Regions from separate parts of the Mus musculus genome. Here regions 1, 3, 4, 5, 6 and 7 are each linked to region 2. The links are chromatin loops, found by intact Hi-C in ENCODE. Cell type or tissue: heart. All regions are shown on one strand. Region 1 holds the start of Gm46003 (a long non-coding RNA gene). Region 2 overlaps Lhpp (phospholysine phosphohistidine inorganic pyrophosphate phosphatase). Region 3 overlaps Fam53b (family with sequence similarity 53, member B). Region 4 holds the start of Eef1akmt2 (EEF1A lysine methyltransferase 2). Region 5 overlaps Ctbp2 (C-terminal binding protein 2). Region 6 overlaps Abraxas2 (BRISC complex subunit). Region 7 overlaps Fam53b (family with sequence similarity 53, member B).

Evidence for each region. Hi-C counts contacts between places; a loop is a spot of excess contacts. Peaks named below come from ENCODE experiments on the same cell type or tissue, not always from the same donor. Only the 100,000 strongest peaks of a DNase experiment are listed, where the experiment ranks them.
Region 1: a loop joins it to region 2, with 6 times the contacts of the local background. A loop is called at or near these places in 33 of 42 quality-filtered maps.
Region 3: a loop joins it to region 2, with 9 times the contacts of the local background. A loop is called at or near these places in 29 of 42 quality-filtered maps.
Region 4: a loop joins it to region 2, with 6 times the contacts of the local background. A loop is called at or near these places in 11 of 42 quality-filtered maps.
Region 5: a loop joins it to region 2, with 5 times the contacts of the local background. A loop is called at or near these places in 29 of 42 quality-filtered maps.
Region 6: a loop joins it to region 2, with 5 times the contacts of the local background. A loop is called at or near these places in 34 of 42 quality-filtered maps.
Region 7: it touches region 2 in a loop (6-fold over the local background); 11 of 42 quality-filtered maps call a loop at or near these places.

Annotation. Positions count from the first base shown.
Region 1 is chr7:132,896,810-132,900,809 of GRCm38, forward strand. All of the region lies in intron 1 of 1500002F19Rik (a long non-coding RNA gene), which reads right to left. It overlaps Gm46003 (a long non-coding RNA gene), which reads left to right and starts at 69. Exons shown (of 2, transcript XR_001778301.2): 1 at 69-141; 2 at 1,747-4,000. In heart, CTCF peaks have their summits at 710 (motif pointing left) and 1,632 (motif pointing left); no DNase peak of the experiment used is centred here; H3K27ac peaks cover 525 bases.
Region 2 is chr7:132,654,303-132,658,302 of GRCm38, forward strand. The region is part of intron 6 of Lhpp (phospholysine phosphohistidine inorganic pyrophosphate phosphatase); the gene reads left to right. Among named protein-coding and RNA genes, the nearest start is that of Lhpp, 46 kb to the left of the region's middle. In heart, CTCF peaks have their summits at 1,895 (motif pointing right) and 2,495 (motif pointing right); DNase peaks (open chromatin) are centred at 1,959, 2,479, 3,239 and 3,939; H3K4me3 peaks cover 300 bases; H3K27ac peaks cover 2,592 bases.
Region 3 is chr7:132,809,279-132,813,278 of GRCm38, forward strand. All of the region lies in intron 1 of Fam53b (family with sequence similarity 53, member B), which reads right to left. Among named protein-coding and RNA genes, the nearest start is that of Fam53b, 2.6 kb to the right of the region's middle. In heart, a CTCF peak has its summit at 1,848 (motif pointing left); DNase peaks (open chromatin) are centred at 1,253, 1,843, 3,133, 3,853 and 4 weaker places; H3K4me3 peaks cover 2,151 bases; H3K27ac peaks cover 2,871 bases.
Region 4 is chr7:132,850,512-132,854,511 of GRCm38, forward strand. It overlaps Eef1akmt2 (EEF1A lysine methyltransferase 2), which reads right to left and starts at 2,136. Exons shown (of 6, transcript NM_028095.1): 1 at 1,988-2,136; 2 at 915-980; 3 at 84-198. The coding sequence starts at 2,097. In heart, a CTCF peak has its summit at 1,924 (motif pointing right); a DNase peak (open chromatin) is centred at 2,050; H3K4me3 peaks cover 1,601 bases; H3K27ac peaks cover 1,496 bases.
Region 5 is chr7:133,001,951-133,005,950 of GRCm38, forward strand. All of the region lies in intron 1 of Ctbp2 (C-terminal binding protein 2), which reads right to left. It overlaps 4932437C15Rik (a long non-coding RNA gene), which reads left to right. Exons shown (of 2, transcript XR_378552.2): 2 at 2,948-3,611. Among named protein-coding and RNA genes, the nearest start is that of 4932437C15Rik, 2.6 kb to the left of the region's middle. In heart, a CTCF peak has its summit at 1,732 (motif pointing left); DNase peaks (open chromatin) are centred at 521 and 1,721.
Region 6 is chr7:132,880,092-132,884,091 of GRCm38, forward strand. Abraxas2 (BRISC complex subunit) reads left to right here. Exons shown (of 9, transcript NM_198017.3): 8 at 676-790; 9 at 2,944-4,000. The coding sequence ends at 3,413. The region is part of intron 1 of 1500002F19Rik (a long non-coding RNA gene); the gene reads right to left. Among named protein-coding and RNA genes, the nearest start is that of Gm46003, 15 kb to the right of the region's middle. In heart, a CTCF peak has its summit at 2,473 (motif pointing left); no DNase peak of the experiment used is centred here.
Region 7 is chr7:132,734,595-132,738,594 of GRCm38, forward strand. All of the region lies in intron 4 of Fam53b (family with sequence similarity 53, member B), which reads right to left. Among named protein-coding and RNA genes, the nearest start is that of Fam53b, 77 kb to the right of the region's middle. In heart, a CTCF peak has its summit at 742 (motif pointing right); DNase peaks (open chromatin) are centred at 787, 1,667 and 2,107; H3K27ac peaks cover 2,883 bases.

The DNA.
Region 1 (4,000 bases), 240 kb after region 2:
TCACATCATGACTGATTTTCTTTTTCAGTCTTTCTAAGATGCAATCAGTCCATCGTGGAAGTGGGAGTCCGTCCAGTACCAACATGTGTGGAGCCCATGTGTCCCAGTGGAGAAACAGCTTCATGTTGCTACTTCAGGAAGGTGGAGAGAACCAGCTTTAAAATACCAGGGAAGGCGGGGCATGGCGGCACAGAGGCAGAGGCAGGAGGATCTCTGTCAGTTTGAGGCCAGCTCAGTCTACATAGAGAGTTCTAGAACAGCCAGTGAGTTTTAGGACAGCTACACAGTGAGATTCCCACCTTTAAAAATAATTGCAGCTTTATACCCCAGTGACTTTCAGGAACAAGGAGAGCCAACACTCTAAAAGGGTCCATTACTAATATGCTCAATGTTCATATGATATTAGGCACACTCAGCCCCCCATGTACTTTTCTTATTCCTCATGGAATCTGCAGTGAATTGGTTAAATGTGACTACGCATGAGGACCCTTCCCTAAGAGGTGTGCTCCAAGACCTGGCCATACAGAAATGCTCAGCGCCAAGGCCACTTTTTCTTTACTGTGAGTTTTGTAGGATATTAAGAAATACAAAACGGAACAAATGGCTGAAGCGATAGCCCAACCGTCACCGTTTGGTTCCCAGCAGCCACGCTGAGGAGCTCCTAAGGTGACTCTAGCTCCAGGGGCTCTGTCGCCCTCTTCTGGAACCATAAGCACCAGCACACACATTAATTACAAAGCAAAAGAGGAAGAACTTTTTATGTGCACACATACAGAACCTTTCTTTTTTGTTTGTTTGTTTTGTTTTGTTTTGTTTGTTTTTCGAGACAGGGTTTCTCCGTATAGCCCTGGCTGTCCTGGAACTCACTCTGTAGACCAGGCTGGCCTCGAACTCAGAAATCCACCTGCCTCTGCCTCCCGAGTGCTGAGATTAAAGGTGTGCGCCACCACGCCAGGCAGAATCTATCTTTTTTTTTTTTTTTTTTTTTTTTTTTTGCCAATTTAGCTTTTAAAGTGCTGCACTGGAAAGCAGGTCTAGGTTCCTGTGAGAGATAGTAGTGAAGTCCATGGGGCGAAAGGGACAAGAGATGGAAGAAGAGGGCTGGAGGGATGGCTCAGCAGTTGAGAGCACTCACTGGCTGCACTTTCAGAGGATCCGGGTTCGATTCCCACCACCTACCTGGTAGCCCACAATCATCTATGAATTCAGTCTCAGGGGATCAGACTCCTGATTCTGGCATCCCAAGGCACTGCACATATCCACTGCACTCACATGCAGGCAAAACACCCATAGCCATACAAAAAAACAGATCCTAAGAGGTGGGAGATGTCTTCATTCAGGCCAGAAAACTGTGTGATGCCATGGAAGGTGAAAGCCAAACTAGTTTTTTCTGTACATAGTGGCTCACATTTGTAATCCCAAGAAGCTGCGGCAGGAGAAACACTGTGTTCAAGGTCAGTCTGGGATACATGGCAAGATCATGTTTAAAAAATATAAACAAGGGCTTGAGAAATAATAGCTCAGCAGTTAAGACCGTATACATCTCAAAGATGGGAGTTTGATTCCCAGCTCTACAGCAGGTGACCCACAAACTCCTGAAACACCAAATCCAGGGGTACACTGCCATCTACTGGCCTCTAAGGGCACTGCATCCACATACACAAATCTACATTTAGAGACACACAATCAAAACAAACAAATAAATAAATTGAGCTGGGTGGTGATGGTGTATGCCTTTAATTTCAGCATTTGGAAGGTAGAGGCAGGCAGATCTCTGGGTTCAAGGCCAGCCTGGTCTACAGAGAGAGTTCCAGGAGAGCCCAAGCTATACAAGAAACCTTATCTGGAACAACAAAAATAAGGTAGGTGTTGGGTGTGGTGTTCTATGGACTAGGGAGGCAGAGACAGGAAGGTCTTTGTGAGCTCAAGGTCGGTCTCATCTCATTGCATAGTGAGTTCAAGACCAACATAGTAAAACTCTGTCCTAAAAAATAAAACCCAAAGAGCTAGAGAGATGGCTCAGCAGTTAAGAGCACTGACTGCTTTTCCAGAGGTCGTGAGTTCAATTCCCAGCAACCAGATGATGACTCACAACCATCTGTACTGGAATCAATCAGATGCCCTCTTCTGGTGTATCTGAAGACAGTGACAGAGTACTCACATAAGAGTACTCTTATGTAAGTCTTTTTTTTTTTTCCGGGTGTTTTTGAGACAGGGTTTCTCTGTGTATCCCTGGCTGTCCTGGAACTCACTCTGTAGATCAGGCTGGCCTCGAACTCAGAAATCCTCCTGCCTCTGCCTCTGCCTCCCAAGTGCTGAGATTAAAGGCATGCAGACCACTGCCAATGGTAAGTTGGCCTTGCTCCAGTAAATAACCCCACAGCCATACTCCTGCAGGCAGCCCCCATTAAGTGCAGTGGGAACAGAAGCAAAACAGTTTGAGTAGGAGAGGGATTTGCTGGGAAGAAGGTTTCAGTGGGGCGGGGGATGAGAGAAGGAAATGGGGAAAAATGATTGAAGAACATTTTATACATATGAAATTGTATGAGAATTAAAACATGTAAGTCTCCAATATTACCAAAGTTATCATGCATTTGCTTCAAAATTCATGAATTAAATAAAATTCATGAAATAAATAAAAATTCAAAATTAAAACGGACTGTGGTGACACGTGCCTTTAATCCCAGCACTGTGGAGACAGAGGCAAGAGATCTTTATGATTTTGTGGGAAGTTCGCAGCCTGGTCTATACAGCAAGCTCTAGTACAGTACACAGTACAGTACAGTATTCTCAAAAATAAACCAGTTCCCCAAAACCCAAAGTTCATTTTAGAAGTAAAGTCTTCTTATGCTCCTTTGTTCTGTTTTTGCTTTTATTTTTGTTTTTTCAAGAGAGGGTTTCTCTGTGTAGCCCTGGCTCTCCTGGAACTGACTATGTCGGAGACCAGGCTGGCCTCCAGCTCACAGAGATCCACCTGCCTCTGCCTCCTGAGTGCTAGGATTAAAGGCGTGCGCCACCTTGCTGAGCAAGAGAGTCTTATTTCATCTACAGAGTAGTTCTGTAAGTTTTCTTCTCTGGGGGATGGATGGCTCAGTGGTTACCAGCTCTTGTTGCTTTTTCAGAGAACCTGAGGTATGTTCCCAGCACCCACGTTTGAGGTTTACAACCGTGTGTGACTCCAGTTCCAGGGGACCTGACGCTCTTTGGCTCACACAGTGAACATATGTACCTTCAGGTACACAAATATACAGATGAAATAAAATGAGTAGGTGCAAACACATATAGACACAAAATAAAATGAATAAATAAATCTTTTTAAAATGTCTTTTTCTCTCCTCCTCCTCCTTCCTTCTTTCTTCTTCTTCTTCCTTCTTCTTTTGAGACAGGGTCTGCTATGAACATCGGGCAGGTCTGGAACTCATGATGATCTCCTGTCTGTCCAGGGGCCCTGCCCCTCTATAAGTACTCTTTGAAGGCCCTGCCTCCTGGATTCTTGGTGCAAAGGCTCTTGGTCTTTACAAGCCAGCCCTCAGAGATCAGCTGTACCTGCCTGTAATGCTTAAAACAGAATTTGGTGTAGTCGTCCAGCAGCTATGGACAAGCTGGGTATACCACAGAGGGGGACTGGAAATGAAAAAGGAAAGGGGAGAGAAGGATGAAGCCAAGGCAAAAGTTTCTGATCAATGCTCAAAGTTTAATATTGAGCACTGTATTTATATAGGGAGAACCCACAGACCCATCCTTTGTTTCAACTGGATTATTTCTGCTTTGTTTCAGTTGGATTATGTTGCAAAGCAAAGTCAGCAGGCAATCTACTCCTGTAGGAAATTGCAGGTGCTGCAAGGCTGAAGACTCCACCTAGGTGGTTAAGGTTCAACTGTAGCAAACATTTAGGGTCTATTTAGCCTGCTCAAGGCTGGGGAAGGGCACAATGTGGGGCTGGTGATCATGCAGCCTGGGAGCTGATGCAGGGCCTCCACTTCTGGCTCTTTTCCTGTGT
Region 2 (4,000 bases):
CTCTGAATTCAGACAGGCCCAGGTCCCTTTCTCTCATCTTGTCCCTTCCATATTTATCTATCAGGTCAGAGGACCAGCTATCAGTGAGGTAGCTTTACAAAAAAGGCCTGGCTGTGGGGGCCTCTGACCCAGAGCAGATCCTGAAGTGGGTCATTTGGTCTCACCCTTACACCAGGGAGGTCTCCTCATGGTGCCTGTGGATGACGCAGGCAGGGTCTGGTTTCTAGGCCACGCTTTTCTCAGAGGCAAACAGGAACCCTGTATAGCCTTAAGCTCCTGCTGTGCTCATGTGGAGCTCTGGAAGGGCCCTCACAGAATTCTCAAGGAAACTGTATCCAGGAAGGTCTATCAGAGCTCTCCCAAAATAGACCCAGCTGCCTGGAGTGGTGTGAACTCCCTACCCAGAGTGAATCCCAGTGGCTGGTGACTGTCTCACTCAGAAGAGCAGAGGAGGACTGAGTGCCGGAAACTTGAGTAAAAGGCCCAAGGTGTCAGCATTAGGCTGACCAGTACTGGGCTAGCCTCTGGCCTGGCTGCATCAGACTCCAGCGTTAGGCTGACCAGTACTGGGCTAGCCTCTGGCCTGGCTGCATCAGACTCCAGCGTTAGGCTGACCAGTACTGGGCTAGCCTCTGGCCTGGCTGCATCAGACTCCGGCGTTAGGCTGACCAGTACTGGGCTAGCCTCTGGCTTGGCTGCATCAGACTCCAGTGTTAGGCTGACCAGTACTGGGCTAGCCTCTGGCCTGGCAGTATCAGACTCTTTCTCTGTACTCTGGCCCCTAGGACCTCCGGTACTGGAGGCTAGTCCTATTTCCTGTTGATAAAGGGGAAATGGAGCAACCTCTCGGAGGATCCTAGAGCTCCCACTACCATTGTGCCACCTCCCGGCTGCAGATGCAGAAACTGAGGTCCAAATGGAGCAGGGCCATCAGTGTGGGGCTGTCCTGCACTCATGCCGCCTGCTCCACCTGCTCTATGATCGTCACCTTTAAGTCCTAGATTGTCATTGCTAAAGCAGTGGTCAGTGGTCAAGATCACAGAGCACAGGTGGTGGCTGTGCCGAGTAGAAAGGAGAGGAACCAACTGTCAGCAATAAGTGACTTTCACTGCACACCATGCCTTCAGGGGACTCCTGTGCCAGGACACTGTTGTAAAAGCAAATGATCTTTCAGGGTGCACTTGGCTTGTCCGTGATTTGTGAGTTTGGGACTCCTTAAAAAGGGAAGCCATCTCACCAGAACTAACACCTGCCCGCGCATGCCCAACCAGAACAGCCCTCGTGGGAATGACTGGAGACACAACTCTGCCTGCCCCAACACAGCCTGGATGGCCCAGGAAGCGAACTTAGTGGCAGCTGCCATATTCCCATGCTTTTATCTTGTCCCGAGCCTCCTTACGGCCCCCAAGCACATCCAGAAAGCACTGCACACTTCAGACAGGGCTGCTCCAGGAAGCAGGGGGTGGTGGCTGTGAAATCTGTCTCTGTGCCCGTGACAGGTAAGGATGGGGCTGTCACACACACTGTCTTTACAGCACTCTCTGGTGCACGGTGGAGGGAGAGGCAACCTTATTTCACCCCTTGCTCATACCCAGGCTCCACATGTCAGCCAAAAGGCCGAGCTCTTTTCTGTATCCGTGCAGCCAGTTGAAGCCCACTCCCCTTGCTTCTTGTCTGGACAGGGTACTTGGGGAGTATTGGGGAGGGTGGAGCTCAGAGAAGACACCGAGGGCACCTGGTGGAGTTCAGCATCCAAGATACATTGGCCTTCTCTAATCTACTCTCCCCTCCCCTCCCTTCATTGTCCTTTCAGTCCCATCCTTCCTGAGCCCCAACATCCACCTGGGCCTCATTCAGACGCAAAACAATCTTTCCTTTTCTTCTTACATGTACCGCCTCCTGCTCTGGCCACAAGAGGGCGCCTTGTCACCAGGTTCTGGGAGAGTCAGCCCTTCCGGAGTTCAGGACTTGAACACACAGATCACACGCAGCAAGCACATCAGGCCCCAGTGCACCCTTAAAAGCACTCACAGCCAGCCTCCCTGTCCCTCCGCCCCTTACACTCACATATTCACATCCATGCCAGCTCGCTCCCATGTATGCTCACCCTGCCTGCTCCCCTGTTGCCGTGCGTCTTTGTCACTCTGTGGTCTGGCCACCTTGCTAGACTCAGGGCAGGCTGGGGTCTAAGGAACCACAGCAGCTTCTGTGACCCATGGAGGCTTTTTTGTGTTCTTCTCCAGCTGGGACCTTCACAGGGGGAGAACCCAGAGAACTGTGTGCATTCTGGGCCTGGGGTCCCTGTGACACCACAGTCCTTGCCCACTAAGTCCCCTGATGTCCCCTTCTCATTCTTTCTTTGAGCCCTTTGTCATGCTGTGCTCTTCCACCCCTGTCTCCGTGTGTCCCCACCCCCATCCTGGGCTTTGCCTAGATTCTTTATGGGCTTCCTTTATCATAGAATCTCAGTATCTTTCCACCAGCAGGGGGCGCCACTGGCTCTGGGTGGGGAATAGAGAGGCATGGTGACTTTCCACACCATGTGGCAACACTAGCTCCCACCCCAGGCCTGTCTATACTCCAGACATGCGTTGCTCCAGGAAATAGGGAAATGGCTTGGTGAGCAAAGCACTTGCCTTCCACACACACCAGTTACTAGAGGAAGAAAAATGTACCTGTGTGCCACAATGCTCAGTGTGTACTTAGACGGCATGCTTATCTCTGCGCCCACGTGCGTTTGTGCAAGGTGTGAAGCACTCTCCACGCCACCTGGCTGCATCCTTCCTTACCTTTCCCCTTACTCCTCCGACCCCCACTGTCTCTCCCCACCCACTACTCCATCACTCCCCACTGGCCTTCATTGGGGAGCATGAGCTGTGGTCATCAGACAGAGCTATAGAAGCATCCCAGCTGCCCCCATTCCAGCCTCTCCCTAAGTGTCCGTCCGTCCTCATGGGCAGACTTGCTTGGGTTGGCCTGCTGGTAAAGGCTTTAGGAAGGCAGTGAGATTTCCTGACTTCTATCTCTTTTCATTTTATCTGTTTGGTTTTTTGTTTGTTGTTGTTTTTTGCTTTTGCTTTTCAGTCTCCTGTGTCTAAATTATACAGAGAGCCTAGACAGGAATGGGGCAGTGCTTGACAGAAGTGTCGGGCAGCTGGGGTACCATCAGCCTGCAGGGCGCTGTGGGGCTGCAGTGGGTCCCCACGCTCGAGGCGTCTGATGTCACTGAAGAGATGGGCTTGTTGTTGGCAGTGGGCTTGGACTCTGTGTGCCACTGCATGGCAGCCCCAAAGGGTTCAGATTACAGAACCAAGACGGGCCGTTTCAGGTTTTTCCAGGCTGTGAATGCCAAGTTCCAGTTCTGCCCAGCTCCCTCAGAACCTGGGGGCCATGGTAAAACCCACCAGCCCCTCCCCATGCTGTGCCCTAAGCAGCTCCTGTGACCTGGGAAGGTGGTTATCCTGCCTTAGAATCAGAGCGAGATTGGTGAGCCCTGACCTCTGACCTGTTAAAGAGGGAGGCTCAGCTTGGGGAGTCTGTGAACAGCAGGCTGCTCTGGCCTCCGTCTTAAGCACATCTTTCTGTGAGCCTCTGCTACCTCACAGCTGGGTACGTTTATTCTGGAGTGTACCAGGAGTCTCGGCCCGAGGATACAGATGCTCATGGGCAGTCGTGTTTCCGGTAGTGTGTAGCATTTTTGCTGTCCTTATTAGTTTTTTTCAGGGGTGGGGTGGAACAGACTGGAGAGGAAGGGGTTAGCCTTCTTGGAACCTACTACTGAAGAGGAAGCTGAGTTTTTTCCACGTGAAATAGTTTAAAATAAACTTCGAGGGGGACGCAGACAGGGCTGCTGCAGCCAGATGGAGGAGCCTAGGGTGTGTGTGTGTGCCCCAGCTGGTATCTCGGCTCCTGCAGCCCTGACTGAGGAAGCACCCTGCAAGCCCAGTGGACTGCGGACAGGAGATGGGCAAGCCAAGGCTTCGGGCTGGCCCCTGGAATG
Region 3 (4,000 bases), 150 kb after region 2:
CCCCCCCCCCCCCCCCCTAGAGATTCAAGGATGACTCTGAGGTTTGCTCTCCTTTCTATGAAGTCCTAGCAAGATCTGGCCACACTGTTCCCATCCCCCAAGCAAAAGGCAGCTTCCCCTCCAGCCCCCACAGCAGGAGAGAGAGACCGGTTAAAAGAGTGGGGGTGCCTGTCACACTTCTCTGTAACCCCTGACGTGATGTGAAAGTCTACAAGGTAGACCCTTTGAAATGCAAACTCTTGCCGAGTCCTTCGAAAGTGTTTTTATTTTCTTGGTTCCCGAGGCTGCCCGCAGACCCACCCAGCAGCGCTTTCCCTCTCAATCAATTGGCATTTAACAACGACGGAGGGGGAGGTGGGGGGAGGACGACCAAGGACATCTCTATTTTTTTTTTTCTTTTTCAGAAAAGCTCAAGTGTCTCCATTCACTTAGGGGTAGGGGACAACCTTGTCCTTGGCTCCAGCCTCCCAGCACCCCTCCAAAACATCCTGCAGCCAAATCTCTCCCACTTTATTCAAAAAGCATTGGTTTCTGCTCAGATCCTCAGAGCATTTTCACAGAGGTTCCCTCTGACCTGGGTTCCTTACGATTAAGACAGACACCATCAAAACCATAACTCCAAACGTGCAAAGGCCAAGCCTTCAGGCCAAACCACGCGCACTAGAGGTCTGCGTTAAGCCAACCCAGTTACCCTAAAACAATGTTGTTTGGCAAGGAACCTTACTTCACCATATGAAGAACCTAGGGAACGGGAGCTGCTTTTGAATATAGACTTTTCAGTGGCATGGCCATTAATCATGTTAATGTAAACTGTACTAAAACAAAAATTTTCTAAGCAAGTCTCAGGGCACATCAGCATATCTAAGCCTCTGGGTTTGTTTCCAAAGTTCACAATCCCAGCAAGCAATGAAGCTGCTGTTAATGGGGTCAGCTATTACTAAGCAGTCCCCAACCCTGGAGAATAATAAAGGTGATTCGAGTGTATAGAGAAAAAAAAATCTTCATAAAGTTGGGCAGGAAACAAACAGAAATTAATCAGAGAAGACTAAGTGCACAAGTTTTGGGAAAAGGTATTCACTGAACAAGTGTGAACACACTCCTCCAGGACAATGTTTATGAAGGAGAGCACTCAGCACTTCTGGCAGGACCCAAGTCCCTGGGCCATTCTGTCTCACACAGTGGAGGGCAGGGCAGCAGCTGGACGGAGAGAGAAGAGGAGGAACAGAGCCCAGCAGAGCTAAGCAGCGCTGAGCCCAGCTAGACCCAGCCATGTGCTTCGCGTTGGCAACAAACTGGCTCTTTTGAGAGAGGAGGAGTCTGACAAAAAGGACAGCTGCAGCAGTCCCGACAGAGAGGCAGTAACCTGGAGAGAGAGCCCTGAGATTGGGGCTATCCCCTAAGTCAAAGCAAAAAACAAACCACCTTTGGGGTTCGCAGAACTACTTAATCTATTAACACCCCCTCCCCTCATCTCAAGAGCAATTAAACAGGGTCTGTCCACATCTGGTTCCCATCTAAAACCAAAACTTGTACTATCAGCATATTACATAACAAATTATGCCTGCAGGTTTCTTTTATTACACATCAGAGAGGTGTGCACAGTGGTGGCGGTTGTGCTGACCTGAGTGTTTACTTCAGTGGGTTTTTTTTTTCCCCTCTTATGGGTACAAACAAGTTTTCCAGACTGTGCATGATTTAACCCTAGAAAGTCTCATGCCTGAATGACACTTCAGCTGGGACAGAGGACCCAGCCCTCAACCCTCAGTGCCAGCTGAAGAGGAGTGGCTGGGAAGGGTGTGCATTTTAAAGAGCTCTGCAGGCACCAGATTGCTCCACAGTGCCCCCTGCTGACAGCATTTAGACACAGCTCTCTCCTGGAGGAGGAGGAGAGCTAGCTTTGGCTGAGCTCCCATCATGGGTCAAGCACCAGCTCAAGGAACTCACTTAAAACAAACCAGCTACTATGGAACTACAGGATGGGGATGCTAGGGGGTACCAACTAACAAGGAGCAAAAGAAAGGTGAGGAGGGAGGGACAGAGGAAGAGAGGGTGGGAGAGAGGGGACGGTTAGGAGAGAGAGAAGGAAAGGGGGTGGGGGAGCAGGTGAGCACCCAGGAAGGGCTTCCTGTAAAATGTCAGTTGAGTGACTCCTCTATGAAGACCTTGAAGTATCTATCTAAAACTCTTTCCATAACATACCTACTACACTGGAAACAAAGGGAGAGAAGCTGATTAGAATCATTATCAACCAAAACAGTGAACTTATCCTGCCTTCAACAACCTTAGAGTCCAAGGTCTGCAGCCAGCCTTTCCAGAATGCTTGCTTTGATGTTAAAATGAACGCACATCACACTCTTGTGGTGTGTGCGGGGGGGGGGGGGGGGGGGGAGGGGTAGGGGGTGGGTAGGCGCAAGTCCTTGACCAGAGCTATTCTGAACTGGTCTCAAGAGCATCTTGTTCCCGATGTGGACACTTGGAAGAAAACCGCAGGCATTCCCCAAGCCTCTTAGATTTCTTGACTACCACAGGGTCCAGAAACTGGATCCGCACACCCCCTGAGTCTACAACTACAGTTACTAACCTTAATACTCAACCCTTCTTTCACTAAAGGGGGCCTATCACCTGGAACAAGTTTTCTGCTAATCTAGCGCACAGCAAAGGGGGAAGGGGAATCTACAGACCTTCAACTCACTGTCAGAACTGTAACTGAGATAAGTCCCTGCTAAGTGGAAAAATTAAAATGAAACCAAAACTTGGTGGCCCAGTCAAGATCGTGAGTTGCACGGGTGCGCAGACTCCATTCTTTCCCCAGAGCCTCAAATCAAGTCATATCGTTCAAAACGGGAGTCCAGGATTCAGCAAGGAGGGCTTCCCCCCTTCCAGGCGTGGGGACTGCTGGGAACACATATGCTAGCATGTCATTTGGAGGTCTGCTAATATGCTGAAGGAGCCCAAGACATTTTGCCTGGCTTCCTGGGCCAACAAACAATGTCATTCCAACTCTTGAAGCAGTCAACAGAAAACAGTCCCTTTCTCCACCGTCCAATAATTCAACAAACATTTGTTCCTGTTGAACCACCACCAGCCTAGCTCCATCTGTACCAACTCCTGCGAGACAAGTACCGAGGCGGCAGAGGCGGCAGCGGCAGCACAAATGGGGCCAGGACCTGAATGCAACCCACGACGGGGGCCACTTTCCCAACACCAGAGTCCCAATTTTACCGTATGGAAAACTCAAGAGTGTGGCCTATAGGAGGCAGAATCCCATTCACCAAATGCTGCAAAGAGCTTTTCTTTGTTCGCCATGGTACTAAGTACAGTACGTGTTAACGAACCCGGCGGTCAGGAGCATCAGGGGGCGTCCAAAGGCGAGGGTCCAGAACAAGCCTGCCCACGCAATTCCAGGCCCTTGTCCCACTCACCCGCAAGCACTGTTCCCCTAGTCTGAGGGTAGAAGAGGAGCTTGTGTATGTGGGGGCGGGAGGGGGGGTCGAGAAAACACTTGGGTCAACTCAAATCACCCTCTTCGGATTCTGGGTTTCCAAGTCTCTTTGGTCCCGGTTCCACCAAGTGAAACCCCTAGCTGGCAACCTGACTCCCACCGGCTAGCAAACCAAGGATTGGCAGAAAGAAAAAAAAAAAAATGTGACTAGGCTAGTATCCTGTGACGGACGGCCCTCTTCGCCATGTGCAAAAACCACGCCGGCACAGGCGACCCCCCACTCCTCAAGCCCTGGCCTCGGCCACGCCGCCTGCTTCCCCCTCCCTAGGCAGAGCGCCCTCTCACCCCCATCGACACCGCGCGGGTCAGTCGTGTAGCCTTGGAGTCGTCCCTGCGCGCCCGCATCCCAGGGGTGGCGGGTGTAAACTTCCGTGAACAAAAGAGTTGTCTGCAAACGATGCGGAACTTCGGGGCTCAGCGCCTTCGCTGCTGCCACAAGCCAGGGCTCAAGTTGAGCCTCAAAGGAGGAGGCTGCTCGGGACGCAGCCGTCTCCGCGG
Region 4 (4,000 bases), 200 kb after region 2:
AATACATCTTAAAACAAAAAACAAACAAACAAAAAAACATAAAAAGAAATTGGCTCAAACATATGAATACTAAAAGTACCAACAAGTTCAACCAGGAAAACACCATTTCCAGTTCCAATATCAAGCACTGAGGCATCCAATGGGATCTTGTGTTTCTGCATCCACCGTATTAGTCGGTTCATACTCTCTTCCCCAAACCTGTTAGAACAGAATACAAAGAGCAGAGAGACAGCAAAAGTTACAACTACACGTTAAGCTGTTTATACCATAGCGCTCACTTAACGCCGGTCCTGAAAAATGACAGTAGCACTTTATCTTTATCGTTACTTAGGATGCTGCACCTCTAAAAATGGAACACCCAGGATATGTGGATATTATACATATTTATGTATATACCCACAGGTAACATAGAAGTATACTATATCTATAAACACACATATTCTATCTACAGCAACATTAATCCTTAAACATGGTGCCCTAATAACTCTGCCTTTTTGGACATCAGCAAATGCTGGTTCTTACTTTCTAAAAAAAAAAGAAAATGACAACTATGGAACGAAAGCAACTTTCTAGCGCTATGAGCAATGTAAGTCTGGGCCATTAAAACAGAAAAGACGCATTTAAAAGCTGTCAGTAAAGCCAGAGGCAGGTGGATCTCTGAGTATGGGACTAGCCTGGTCTGCAAGTGAGTTCCAGGACAGCCCAGGCTATCAGAAAAACCTTGTCTCAAAAAAAAAAAAAATAAAAAATAAAAAATGAGAACAAGGAGAGAGAGAGAGAGAAATTGATTTTAAAGCTGTCACAGAAGCCAGATTCAGCCCCGAGCTTCTGAAGAGCTCAAGGCTGCTTTGTTGTTTTAAGTCCACATGTTCATGCTCTCACACCCACACAAACAATTCCTCAGCTTAACTTACCAGATTTCTCCTGTATCCCCATATTCTTGGAATGTTCTCAGTTCTCTCTCATAAACAGCATCCCAACTATATAAACAATGAAATGTGAAGCAAGAATCTCAAATTAAACTGTCTTTTGTGAATTAAACAAATATTTCCATTGAAGTTCATGGCTCCTTACAACAGCCTTAAACATTATTAGTGTTATCAATAAATGCATATAGTGCATTTAAAAAAATTCCTTGGGTTAAAAGAATAAAAATTATGGATAAGCAGGATGAATCGTACAAGTACTTATACCCATCGGATGAACACTCCTATACACATTTTATCTTAAATAAAAAGGGGCAATTGTCCAAGGATCTCTAAGTCTCAGTCGCAAGTCCAAAAGTGAACTGCACAAACTGAGTTTGTTACTCCAAAGTTGGTCTTCTATATGCAGATCCAGGATTTTCTAATCAGTAGGTCAACTGTTTGCTCACAGTGAACGCAGCCAAGATAAAATGAACTTAAAATTAAGTGCTACAACAGTCTCTGCCTCTCCCTGTATTCTAGTTCGCCCATTAAATCTTTTCTTAATCCTCAAAACTGCAACCCTTCCCATTATCATCCGCTTTCTCTTCCTATTTCATCTCTAAAATCCCTGCTCCCTCCTCTAAAATTCCCTCTCATCTTAATGCCTAAACCCCCTCCCCGCACTCCTCTATATGCTTATCCATTAATTTCTGAGATTCATCTTTCTTTCCCCAGAACCCCTACCATCTATCTCCCTAGCTCCCAGTTTAGAGCATCTTCCATTTCGACTACCTCCTGCTCCGGGATCTCACAGCTCTGTGGGGACCTCTCTCGGGCCTTTGTATAATGTTGCCCAACTCTCTCCCCCCTTTCCCTCAGCCAGATTCCAGACCCCTACACGGACTCCCCAAGGGCCTCGGGTGGGCTTGCATCCCTTGAAGTGCTTGGGGAGTGCTTGCGATCTCGCCCCTTAAGCCACCACAGGTCGCCTCCGCCCTCCTCCCTCAGGCCCCATTCAGGAGAGGGCGCCATCTCCTTCCGGGCCTCAGACGCCCGCTCACCCTCCCCGCCACACTCACTGCTCTCGTGTCCCCAGCGCGGACGGGACGAAGTCATCCGCCGCGGAACTGCCCTCTGGAGATTGCGCGGGGACCACAGCACCGCTGTGGCCCTCAGCATCCGCGTTCATGTCGCTCTGCGCTCGAAGCCGCCATAGAGACGCGATTTGGGCAGAGGGGAGGCGCGGACCTGGCCTCTCTAGGCAATAGGAGGCTGTCTCTCTAATGCTCCAGACCAGACCTTGGGAGGCCAAGCACAGCAAAGAACCGAGGCTGCTTAGAGGCCGCTAAGTGTGCAATGCTGGCTAGAGAAGCCAAGATAGCCTTCCAGCCAACATTACATTTACCCCTTACTCTCTAGCTCTCAAAGTGACCAAATCTGGGGACTGCTGTCTGTAAGTCATCGTTCAAAATACTGCACTTTGGAAAACAAGCTGCCGGAAACCACAAAAACCGTCTGAAACGCACAGCCTTCAGCCCAAATGCTTGTCATCTCACTCTTTCAAGACCTATCTGGAAAGTGGATAGGGCGGCCGGCCTCATTGCATTGCTGCCTTCCCGACCAAAAGACTAATTTCATTTGTGGCTAGAATTATGAAAAATGAACTGATAAAACCGGCTGACCTTTTAAGAGCTAATGGCCAAGGAATTGAATGCCTTTGGGCCACCCAGGGTACCACCACCAGCCATGGAATTATGATAAAATGAGTACAAATACTAGGGGGCCTCAGAGGTTCTTGCTCTGTCCCCAGCTAGTCATCTGAGCCTGTCCAAATCTCAACCTCTACATGCTTTAGTTTGTTCACTCTAGTTTGCTCAAAATAAAAAGATACTTGTTCTTCAAGTCTGATTGAACCTGAGATATCTTATGCCTAATGGTCTGACTACAGCCAGTAGTTCTGCAATACAATGCAAAAGATCTTAGGTGTCAGATCTTGTCTGTACTAGCCATGAAATACTCAGATAAACATGGTTCAATGTCTAAGGCAAGGATCTCAGAGGCCCCTAGCAAGCTGCCTTCCAACAAGAACTTGTTTCCAGGACTACGTTTCTGTTGACTTCGAAGACAGAAGCCCAGTAACAAGTCCCTTGAGGCAAACGGCAACACATGTTGCCCTCCCAGTTTGAGCAGTTCGTCTGCTCCTATACATGGTGTTCCAAGATCTTCTGGCAGTAAAGAATAAAGTAAAGGGCAGATGGAAATCCATGTACATAGTGATTAAAGAACTCAAGAAAGAGCGTAAGTAACCTTATTACAGAGCACTAAAACCACCGGATACCACAGCCAATTAGTGCTGCCCTGGGCAAGTAGCTGTTTTGATCTTTTCTAGACTCTAGATGCTACAGAAAGAAAGCCTGAGTGTGACAGACTGGGTCTTTAAAAGTTTTAGGTTTTAATTAAGAAGCATCCATGAAAGATAAGCCCATCTTCAGCCTCATGTCTTGCCAACAGTTAAGATGTTTTTGCTGTGTGTGATGAAAGCTATAAACAGTTGTCGGTATGGAGCCCTGGGGGAGGTGGGGGGACCCAACATGGTTTATACCAAGTTTCTTCTCTGGCTCCAGGAAGGATTATTCTGGCTGCTTAGTGCTGAGGACTGTGGGGCACCACCTCTGATCACCCAGGGAAACGGGATTCTTGGCTGGGAGAGAGGTTCCACTGGGTAAGCTGCCTAGCACCAGAGAGAAGCAGAACTATAGGAGGGACACAGCCCCTCCCACTGAGCACCACTTGTGTGAGGCCACAGGCAGACTTGTAGAACTTGAGGTTGCCAGCGTCGGTTCTGTTTTGATTTGTTTTGTTGTTTTCTCTGTGCACAGTGCCCACTGGTAGCTCCTCTGGAACCATGCTTCCCAGAATCCTTAAGCACTTCCCATTTGACATTCCGTGGTCATAGGGCAGAGCTTTCCCTTTTCTGACCATGCAACACTCAGGACCAGAGAACACACTTCTAGAACAAGCTCCCTTCTCTGCCCCCATCTCTTCCTTTTGCTTTGATGTGAGCTTTTGAAAGGGGACACTGGGCAGTTGTT
Region 5 (4,000 bases), 350 kb after region 2:
TCTGTTACCCGGGTAACAGACTCCAGGTTGCCTAGTGATCGTTTCCCTTCCTGACTTGGTCTCCTTTTTCTTTGGTGAATCCCATTCTTTGTTCTTTCCCTAGGCTGAGGTGGGTCCGTGGTACATCTTGTTAAGGCTAGAGGTATGAATCCCAGCGGCCAATCTGCTAATAGCAGGGCAAACTAAAGGGGGTGGGGTGGGGTGTGTGTGTGTAGAGACCTATCGGCTGGGAAAGGGTGCTAAACAGGGGTGGCAGGGTAGGTGACAGGAGCCACCTGGCACCAGGTGTGAGGAGAACTGGGAACACGTCATCTGCATATCAGGGAACACAAAATCAAAGGCAGAGGCCCAAACACAGACAGCTACCAGCAGATTTCCCATCTCTTTCAACAATTCTGACAAACTGAACCATTTTTAATATATTAGGTACATCCCACTGTAAACTACATTAGCATGATACGCACGTGGCCCTCAGAGGTGGGGATTAGGTTGACCACTGGCTTGGAGCCATGGCTCATTTCTTCAATACCTAGGGGAATTTGGGGGAAGGAAGCCAAAGGCACGGTGCTTAATGAGGATTCCTTCCAAAATGGAGTTTAGGCTCCCAGGTACAAGACACTGCTCAAGGCCGTCCCACATGTCTAAATTCTAAGACTGGCAAAGACCCGGCAATGCTGCCGCCCTTCTGCCCTTCTCAGCCTTCCCCACTGGGGAGACACCTGACCAGACAAGGTGTTCAATGACTATCCAAAATGGTAATGTGTCCCTCTACATTCCCCAAAGACTTGCTCTGTCCAGCAACAATTAGGCTTGTTACAGGAACTTGGTCAGTGCCCTGCTGCCAACGGCCTACCCAGCATTATATGTGAGGCAGAGAGCTCAGCTAGTCCCCCTGGTGTCAATTACTAGCTGGCTCCAGGATTGCCTCTATACAATACGGGGGCCTTGTTCATCTGCATGGTACCATGGTGCTGCAGTTTGCAGCCAGGCTGCTGCCGGTCCCTGGGTGCTCAGAGTTGAAGCTATCTCAGTAATGTTAACTCAGAGAAAACCAAAGCCAACACTAAGCCAAGATGTTCACATTTGTGCTGGCCACCTCAGTGAAGCCAGGTTCAAGGTTCCAAGGCCTTGTAGATCCCAAGTGACTTCCGGAGAGATGCTGGCTGCTTTCTGGCTACCTAGTCTCCCTGTCATATAGACAGGAGGGAAAAAAAAAAAGGCACTGTACTCCTGTATGACGCTGCATATCCAGAAACACATGCTCTCACCCAACACACAGACAGAGCTACAAGCAGATGTGCCATCAACTCCTTTAAACTAATGGGATATTATGGCTAACCTGCAGTTACAGTAACACAACACACAGACGACCCTTGGTGCTTAAGGAAGGCCATTTCCTGGCTTGGGATCCCATGGCTGTCATGCTTCCGGAAGTATTAGCAGGAAGGGAATGTGGTGATCCTGGCCCACAAGCCTGCCCTGTATTCTGAGGAGCACTTACCATTTTCTTGAATAATACATGTGTAAAGTTGAAGAAGGAAAAGGACCCATGTCTAAAATGTGGTCTGAATCAGTTTCTGTTGCTTGCAGATTAAGAACCTAATGTCCGGGGATGGAGGGGTGGGGCTCAGCAGCTAAGAGCACATGTTCTGGCTTCCTTCCCTGCCCCCACAGATGGTGGTTGACAACCATCTGGAACTTCGGTTCTAGGAGCTGTGGCATCCTCTTGTGGCCTCCACTGGTACTGCCTGCACCTACCCACATGCAGGCAAAAACACCCAGACATAGAAAAGAAATAAGAACCTAGCTGCCTTTGCAAGTCAAGAACTGGAATGCTTTCCTCCCGTTTGGCATAGTCCTTGTGAAGTTGGCCATATCGAGACTTTGGTTCTTGGTCCTTAGTATAGCCGGGAGGTGTTCTTGGAGGGAGTAAGAATTTCTGAGTTATCTCCAGTGGCTGTTATAAAATGTGAGCCTGTGCACCCTGCTTCCCATTCATTACAGCTGCTGTCACCCTCCCCTCCCTCCCCCTCTCTCTCCCTCCTCCCCCCTTTCTCATATATATATATATGGTATTATTTCACAATACAGACCCAACATTGGGACTCAGGTCAGGTCAGGGGCTAGGTACTGACATGTAGCTCAACCTTAAAGCACCCAACACATGACTATGTTGTTGTGCCAACACATTCAAGCATATTGTAGAACGGCTTCCATCCTGCCTATACACAACAGCAAAAGTGTTCTGGGAGCAGTAAAAACAACTGTGGCATTTGCAGGAGGCAGGGACAGACAGGATGTCTTGCTAAGAGTCACCACTTTATGTCACACCATTTCAAAGATTAGAAAACACCACTGTCATCAGAAGCCCCAGCATCCCATAAGAGGGACAGCCACAAGAATGCCCTATGCAAGTTACTTTGCCTAACGCACCTTGTATTTTGATGGTTGAAGGCCTGCTGAAATCTCCCTGCTGAATGCTAGTGACCTTGACCTCTCTTGTAATGAGGAAAGGAGCCTGAAGTTCAATGTTTATCGACCACAGAAACAAAATGAGGCTGGAATGAAGCGGGGGCCACCTGGGGATACCCCAGGAGAAGGAAGCAATGACCACCAGCCCAAGCATAAGCTACCAAATAGGTGCACAGCAGGGCAGTGTGGCCCACTTAGGAGTCCATAATCCCCTCAAACCTGAGGGCTAAGCTGTGACAGATTCTGAGTGTACTATAAAATGCCTACCATGAAGAACCACTGGCTGAGAGGTCACCATTATTTCTAGAATGGCCTACTAGGAAGCAAAATCTAACAAGTAGACCCAGGAAGGGCACGGGCAAGGTGGTCTGGTCTATGGTGGGCCGCAGGAACAGGCAAAGATGGTGCGACTAGCTTACAGCTACTGCAAAAACCCTGAGGAACTTGTAACCAGGCCTTTCCGATCACCCACCAGGTGCCCAGCCGCCTGCAGCTCCAAATACCTGAGCCATGGTCGTGGGCCCTGCAGGCTTCCTGTGCGACTGCCACGAATCCAGCCTGCATGTTTGGGGATGATGCCTTCCAGAGCGAAAGTAGAGTCTTACAATGGTGGGAAACACTGTGTTTCAGTTCAGTAACACGAAACGGAACTTAGACTACCCTGTCGCCCCAGAAAGACCAGCATCTGTTTACTTAACTCACACACAGAACTTGCCACGCACAGAACTCGAGTCAGATATCTCTGCAGCTTGTCCGGGATGCTCACCCAGAGGAAAATGACAGATACTTTCCCTTTCCATGACTGCCTTGTCTAGGTGATTCTGATACTGAGGTTCTATCACCTGCCACTCGCCAGAATCTAATGGGTGCTCCGGAATGAAATGTCTCCTAGTGAGTTCCTTGTCACAAGAAGCCAGTCAGCACGCACCTGCAATGGTCCCCAAGGAACAGTACCAGAAACTGACCACAAATGGCATGTCCAAGTGCCGAGCCAAGGGCGCAAGCTCAGCTGCTGCTTTTGTTAAGATGGGTTGCATGTCCTATTTACCTGGTGGCCTGCCTCACCTGGGTGGTCCTTGGGCATTGGGCTTGTGGGTCCAGTGATCTCTAGGCGTGAGAATATATTAGTTCCTCTATGAGTGAGGCCCCGAGAGATAAATTTCCACTTCCCAGAGTAGCACCCAGGTCCCTGGAGACCCCTCATCTGCCTTTTGGAAGAAACATGAGCCTACTTCACAATCAGCAGACATCTCCAGGGGAGGAACACCCATCTCCTCCTGCAGCCTTGCTCAGAGATCCCATTACAGGCCCTCACATATGAACCTGTGTTGCCTTAGCCTCTTCCACATGCGGCCAGGACACCCTGGCTCAGCTGCAGATGAAATCTCAGGAGACTTGGCCAGAGAGGAATCTTAAGGGAGCTAGGGTTGGGGGTGGGGAGGTGGGGGATGGGGTTGCTGGTAACAAGCTGCCAGAACCCGGCAAGCTTCCTGTTCAAGGCCTGGGATTCTGCAGCATGCCTGGGCAT
Region 6 (4,000 bases), 230 kb after region 2:
CTAGCCCAAAACCTCATGAATGCCATGTTTCTCAAAGGAGAAAAGAAGGGAGTGACAGAGGGGGACACCCTGATGCTTTTCTCTCATCTGTGTGCGCACCCCGACACACAGACAGTTTTTAACATTTTTAAATTGTGAGCGATTCTTGAGACTAGACACTCAAGGTTGACTTCTGGCCTCCACATGCATATGTACCTGTATGCCCACATAAATGTTGCATATGAACATACAGAAGAAAAGCAATCCTGATCAGGTATGGCAGCATACACTATAATCCTGGCACTTAAGAGGCTTTGGAGACAGATCTCCAGTTGGAGGCCAGCCTGGACTACACAGGCAGTCTTGTCTCATAAAGGGAAGTGGGGGAACACAGCTCTGCTTTCGTGAGCACTCAAGATTGCTCTACCTTATCTCTCTGCATTTAACTTTGATGACTTCAGTGTTTGGTAACCTTGGAGGCCAGAAGGTGTGGATCTCTTGGAACTGGAGTTAGAGGTGCTTGTGAGCCTGCTGGAAATTGTACCTGGGTTCTCTGAAAAAAGCAGCTAATGCTCTTAATTTAAGTGCTGAGCCATCTCTCCAGTCCCATTTTTCCATTGTAATGAAGCTGAATCTGTAGATTACCTCCTGCCTGGGTTTGAAGCTAATCTTCTTTCTTGTGTTTTTCCCCCTCAGGCAGTATGTGCAGATGTAGAAAAGAGTGAGCGAGTTGTTGAATCTTGTCAGGCAGAAGTGAACAAATTGAGAAGACAAATCACTCAGAAGAAAAATGAAAAGGAACAAGAAAGAAGTAAGCACCTGGAGCGCGGTCTCCCATTCAGTATGAGAGACTGGCTCTGTTCACTGTGGGGGGACTGTGCCTGAGCACAGGGTTCACTGTGGGGAGACTGTGCCTGAGCACAGGGTTCACTGTGGGGGGACTGTGCCTGAGCACAGGGTTCACTGTGGGGGGACTGTGCCTGAGCACAGGGTTCACTGTGGGGGGACTGTGCCTGAGCACAGGGTTCACTGTGGGGAGACTGTGCCTGAGCACAGGGTTCACTGTGGGGGGACTGTGCCTGAGCACAGGGTTCACTGTGGGGGGACTGTGCCTGAGCACAGGGTTCACTGTGGGGGGACTGTGCCTGAGCACAGGGTTCCCAGGCTAAGCACGTGCTCCACCACTAACCTGCACTCCACCCCTTCTTGCATTAGTCTATTGTATCGCCTCTTTACTTTATATTTATCCTATACGTTGTCTCATTTTGTACCCTTGCTGAGCTTGGAACTTACTCTGTAGCCCAGGCTGGCCTCTAACTTGAGATCTGACCCTCAAAGTCTCCTAAGTCCTAGGATTTCAGGTGTGTGCTGCCGTGCCTGATCAGGATTGCATTTTCCATGAGATCCACGTGACTCCACTGCTGGGGGGCAGGGGGTGGAATTCAAATCACATGCTTACCGTGCCCAGCTTGACTTTTTGTTTTGTTTTTGTTTCGTTTTTGTTCATTCATTTATCTGTTTGTATGTATGTGTGTGTGTGTGTGTGTATGTATGTATGTATGTACGTATGTATTTATTATGAGCACCAGTGTGAGGTTAGTTTGCAGGAGTTGGTTTTCTTCTTCCACTGTGTAGGCTCCAGGGATTGAACAAGGTTGTCAGTCGGGTCCTCAGTCTGCTGTGCCATCTCACTCGTCCTGCTTTGTATGTTCATAAGTTGCCAGGCAGGCCTCAAACTTGTGATTCTCCTGCCTCAGCCTCCAAAGTACATAGAATTTCTGTTTGTTTTTAGAGACATGGGCTCTCTGTGTAGCCCTGGCTTTCCTGGAACTCTACTCTGTAGATCAGGGTGGCCTCAAACTCACAGAGATCCACCTGCCTCTGCTGGAATGAAAGGCATATGCCACCATGTCTATCTAGCTCAGGGTAGCTAGAATTACAGGTCACATTACCCCGCTAAACTGTTCATTACTTTATCAAATTATCCATTAAATGACATGAGACCATTTTTGAAAACCTGCCTTAATCCCCATAATTGTAAGGAAGGGTCTTGTATATCCTAGAACTTTCTCTGTAGCTGAAGATGACCCATGTTAGGCAAGCTTACACTGAGCCATATTGTCAAGAATCCTACACTGAGAAACCACCAGGTTTACATGAAGGAGAGAGGGCATCCATTCCCTTGTCTTTAAGCATTTCCTAGTGAGAAATGCTGGTTTTATGCTATTCCTCTAGTTTCTAAAACTGAACCAAGAGGACCACAGAGAAAAGCTGAAGCAGGTAGAAGTCAGAACAGATCTAAGAAATCTGGCCAGGTTTTTGTGTGTATTGACAATATCATCTGTTTCTAGCAACCAAATTCTTGGGGGCTGGAGAGGTAGAGCTTGCTGTTCCTGCAGAGGACTAAGTTTGCTTTCCAGCACCCGTGTAGGGAAACTCACAACTATATGTAAATCTAGTTCCAGAGGACACAGTGCCCTCTTCTGGCCTCATTGAGCACTTTTATGCAAATGGTAGGCACAGACACAAATACACATTAAAAAGAAAGCAGTATGGCATCTGCTAGGATACTGTAAGGAGCAGTCCCTGTTCGTGTGACTTGTAAAGGTATTCAGAAGGATTTTTAGTGTCAGCTGCTGGGCAGAAGAGCAGGACCTGGAGGTTCAAGCCTGTGTGGTGCATTGTGGGGCTGTACTTCTAATCAGAGTGCCTGGACTTTCAACTCTGGCTTCTTTTTTGCGGTTTTTGTTTTTTGAGACAACGGCCTCACTGTGTAACTGGTTAGTCTGATACTTGAGATGCAAAGAAATTAATGTAGAGAAAACATTTGTAAAATATTAGCAGTGATGAGTTCACAGCATTGCTGCTCCTTTCCAGATCATTCCAGTTGACCATTTAACAAGTGGAGCTAAAAAGCTATGAAGGTACAGAACTTGTTAAGACATTCTTCCTGTTTCTGTGCAGGATTGCAGCAGGCCCTGTTAAGCAGACAGATGCCATCCGAAAGTCTGGAGCCAGCGTTCAGCCCTCGGATGTCCTATTCTGGGTTTTCAGCTGAAGGGAGAAGTACTCTGGCAGAAACGGAGCCCTCTGATCCTCCGCCCCCTTACTCTGATTTCCACCCAAACAATCAAGAAAGTACTCTGAGCCATTCTCGCATGGAAAGGAGTGTCTTCATGCCCCGTCCTCAGGCTGTGGGCTCTTCCAGCTATGCTTCCACCAGTGGCGGACTGAAGTTCACTGGAAGTGGAGCAGATCTTCTTCCTTCCCAGAGTGCAGCTGGAGACAGTGGGGAGGAGTCAGATGACAGTGATTATGAAAATTTGATTGATCCTGCAGAGTCCCCTCATAGCGAATACTCACATTCAAAGAATTCACGGCCCTCGACACATCCTGACGAGGACCCCAGGAACACTCAGACCTCCCAGATTTAAGTAAACAAATGACACTCTCCACTTGGCACTACTTTTCTTAATGGCTTATTGAGTGTTGTTGAGGACTTAATCTGTGGGGAGACCTGCTTTCTCAGATGCCGCGGCTCCTGAGTGGAGCATCCTGTGCACAGAACTCCCAGAATCCTCTGTCCGCTGGTCCTCACCTCTGGGTACAGTGCACAGGTTCACAACAAAATCATTACGATAATCAAATTGTCCTAATTCTGGTGCGATTCATGGATGTACTAGTGAATTTAGGCAGAGTGACCCCTCAGTGTAGTCTGTTCTTAAGATAAATCAGATCAGAGACTGAGCACAATTAGTCTATAAATAGTCTGTACGTCAGAAACTTACCTCTGCACTATCATGCCTTGAAACTTGCTTTTTCAAAGGGAAACGAATTTAGCAGCAGCCTTCAAAGAACTTTCTATGATGAGCCAAATTCATCTTTGCCAGAAAAGAAATTTTGTTAATTCCAAGAAGCCTAATTGGAACAAGTCAGACATTCCTTCTCTCATCTGCATGGTTTTGTAAGATGAGAAGAGAGGGCTTTGTTTCAACTTTTTTCTACTAGCCTGATACGTATT
Region 7 (4,000 bases), 80 kb after region 2:
CCAGCATGGACGTCAAAGCTGCTCTCTGCTGCTCCTTCCCATCTCTGCCTTCTCTCTCTGAATGTTAAGCCTGTGGCTGTGGCATGATTGGCTGGATTACTTGAGGTTAGACACCCAAATGCCATTCTCTCTGGGTCTAAAGTGAGGCTCCATTCACAAGATCCCAGTGCTCAGGCACCCTTGGAATCAGCCCTGGGGTCATGAATGACAGAGGGCCATCACCAAGCACAGAGCCCATTTTGGCTGACCCAGCACCTGACACTGGGGGCCCAGATCAGGACTACGTCACTGCTTTAGGAATTAGTCAGGGCAAAGGATGTTGACCAGCACAACTGGAAGCTCCACACTTAATGGCCAGGCCAGGATGAAGGAAGGACAGGACTCTCTGCTGAGAGGCTCTGTGTGGGTGGCAGACCTACTTCCACAGGGTACAATTTGGTCCTCCTAACAACCAAGAGAAACGAAGTCACAATGTGAATGTGGTGCTGAGGCTCTGAGGGAAGAATCTATCCCCAGTACCATAGTGAGGAAGGAAGTAGCAGAGAAGGCCAAGGTCACCACAGGGGTCCTGTTCATCTTAAGGTCATCCCAGCATCTACCTAGAAGGATGAGAAAGAGAGAGCTGCCTAAAATAAGCAGATAACATCACCAGGTGTCACTAGAGAGACACTCAGTAGGAGCTTTGCTGGCAGCACCACATAGGGCCAATCCTAGAGCCAGCCTAGAACATCAAGACAGCACGCCCAGCTAGCAGCCAGCAGGGGGCCCAGAGGAGAGACAAAAAGGGGAGAGGAAGTGGGTGCGGGTGAGGAAAGCATCGACAGGAAATGCCCTTGGAACACGCCCTATGGCAGCAGCAGGCTGAGGCCTGGCCACCCCCACCCCCACCCCCACCCCACAGTTCTCTAGTCTCAGGTCTCCCCGGGATGCTGAAAACCTGTTTGCCTCTGCAGGACAAAATGGCACACCCCCTCCACCTAAGAGCCCCCTTTCGAGTCGCACTGGGACACCTCAGCTTGCTGAGGAAACAAAGACACGGTCTCAGAAGCTCTAGGAACATCTGTCTGAAACTCTTGAACAGGGGAACACAGCAGGGGCATAGCCAAAGGCAAGCCTCTAAGATGGATAAAGGCAGATGGGCAGTAGCTGTCTCCACACTCAAGTCCCCAGCACCCATGAGCCTGGGACTTCCATGGAGGACAAAGGCGGGGGGTGGGGGGTGGGGGGCGGAGGTAGGGAAAGTCAGATTCGACCTGCTGTGTCTTGGCCTGGATCTGCCATACAGCCATCTCCTTTCCCTCAGAGCTGGTCTCCCTTATTGACAGAAACAATGGCCTCTGCTCAGTCATCCTGGTAGGACTATAGGGAGAACTGGGAAGGAGGGGTCTGCTGAAAGGACACTAGGAGAGCCTGAGGCTGCACTCTCGCAGTGGCCACAAGCCTGAGAGATCTCTGCTTTGCTTTGTTGACTGGCACTCAGGTTCAGAGAGGTTTGGGACCGTGTCAAAGGCCCTAAGACTCAATCGAGAACTAGGCCCAGCTCACTTGCTCTGTGTGCTAGGGCTCCTCAGCCACTTACAGCCTGGGTGGGATTAGCAAGTGTGGGAAGTTGCCGGCCTGGGAAGAGAAAGCACCGCCCGGGCCTGAGGAATGTGCCTAGTCACTGGAAGCCAGGGGAAAGCCGTGACAAGTCACTCAGGCAGAGGAGACAGGATGGAACCAGGGGGAGAGATGAGTATGAGAGTGTGTTCTCGATTTGCAGAGTGGCAGAGAACCAGCTGGGAGAGCGCCAGGAAGAAGGCAGGCCTGGTTGCTGCCCAGGCACCATCTAGCTCACAGAGATCTTGAGAAAAGAGCCTCACCTCTCTGGGCCTCAGGTATACACTGACAAATGACACGCCTACCTCTTTGAGCCTGGAGGCTGATGGGCTCCAGTTGGGCCCTCCTGCACTTTCTTCCTACCTCATATCTATCCTAAGAAAAGCAACACTTTCCTACAGTCTCACGGGAGGCTGTGCTTGTGCCTGCTTGGTCCCGCTCCGCCCCATGTGAATAAGCAAGATGGGGATGGGTGGAGAGATTCCCGTGAGGCTCGCGGCCAGGCATGAGCGCCGTTCTGACCCACCTGACACCATAACAGTTAGCAACTGCTTCAGCCGGCAGACTTTCCCCCAGGGTATAGTCCACAGTTGGCCTTCATGCAACTGCAGGATGCCTGCCTGCCATGAACAATACCCATGTGTTAGTTGGCAGTTATGTGTGAGCTGAGCATGATCTCCTTAGAACTCGGAGTGATGCCGTCTCTGGTCTTTGGGATACAGTGGGAAGTATGGCTTTCATTCCTTTAGCTGATGCCTATCAAATGCATGTAGGTCTCTGGAGCTATGCCATGCACTCCTCTAGAAGGCAAGTACTCTCATTCCCATTTTGTAAATAGGAAAACTGAGGCCTAGATTAATAATATGTTCAGAATCCTGCAGCTAAAGAATGGCAGAGTTAGGCAGGAGCCCTTGCTCTCTCAGTCCCAGGCTAGCTCCTTTCTCCATGCCCTCAGATCTCCAGTAACCTCCTAAGATATTTATAGCATCAGCAGTTAAAGTTATAGCAAGATGAATGGGCGGCAGGCACAGAAGACATAATTGTCTACCAGATAACTTTTCTCCCTAATGGAACCATAATATTTTATTCTTAGTAGTATAATTTAAGTATTGGTTGATTTCACCATACTGTGGGCTCTGCTTTACTCTCAGGGTAAGTGCTAAGAAGACAGGTCTTTTCCTACAGGAAGGACTTTTTAATCAGTTGGAGGAGGCCAAAGATGAAGAAGCCTTAGTGAGTGGACAGCCCAGGTCACTAGGGCACCTGAGAAGGTGGGCATTTGCCATCCTGAGTTCTGCCCAGGCCTGAGCCTTCAGAGGCTCCAGGGACTCTCTATGCAGAGGAAGGCAATGAAGCATCATGGAACTGTGATGAAAATGGTGACAACAGCCACTCCTGTCCAACGAGCAGATGTGGTAGTTGACCCTTGGGCTCCTGTGGTCTTCATACCAACCCCATGAGGCAAGTTATTATTGTCCTCACTTTGAGGAAAGGAAAAAACAAAACAGTCATGCACAGTTACACATGCCCACAGAATCAGGAGGACCAGAGGCTCAAGGCCAGCCTTGGCTACATAGTGAATTCAAGGCCACCTTGAGCTACAGGACAGGTCATGGGATCTCATCTAAAAACAAAAACAAACAAACAAACAAGGGTGTCAAGTGCATACCTGGCTAGAGGGATGAGGTTCACGTCCCAGCCTTGGCCCACTGGGCTCCCGCTCACTGCTTCCTTGGGATGCTCAAGCGAGCCATGCCAGGAGGGAAACTACTGCTTTTGTAGACAGTCTATTTGCAGACTATTTCTCAGGGCAACCATGCATCAAGCACACCCCCTTTGCCCAGCCCTTGAAGAGATGAGGCTTATCTGACAGGAAAGCATAATGAATGAGTAGATTTCTGCTTGCTGGACTCTCTTGCCTTTACCAATGGCTGTGAAAGTGAAGTTCTTCAGTGTAGAGTGCAGGACACTGGGAAGCAATGGGCACTGGACTCCGTATGGCTCAGCTGTACCAGACACCGAGGCCAGTTTCTGTGTCAACCAGCTAAAGCAGCAAAAGGGAGGCCGATGACGGAACAGAGCAGTTGCACTCACTCCAGCATGGAGGCAGAGCCAAATTCCTTGCAGTTACTGACAGGCAACTTGCTTCTGACTTGTCACACTGTGGCCTTTCTGGTGGGTACCAGGGACAGTGTATGAACAGGGGGCACTCTGGAATTAATGGCTGGGATGGAAAGGTAACTCTAGAGCTGAAGAATTGCTCCTTCCAACCCTGATGCTGCCTGGTGGTGCAAGATCTCAGTCCTCTGTGTTATGCAGAGGTGACCAGCTCTGAGCATGGGGGTAGCACTAAGCAGTCAAGTCCCTGAGTTTGTGAGGCACCCACTTAAGAAAAGGGTAA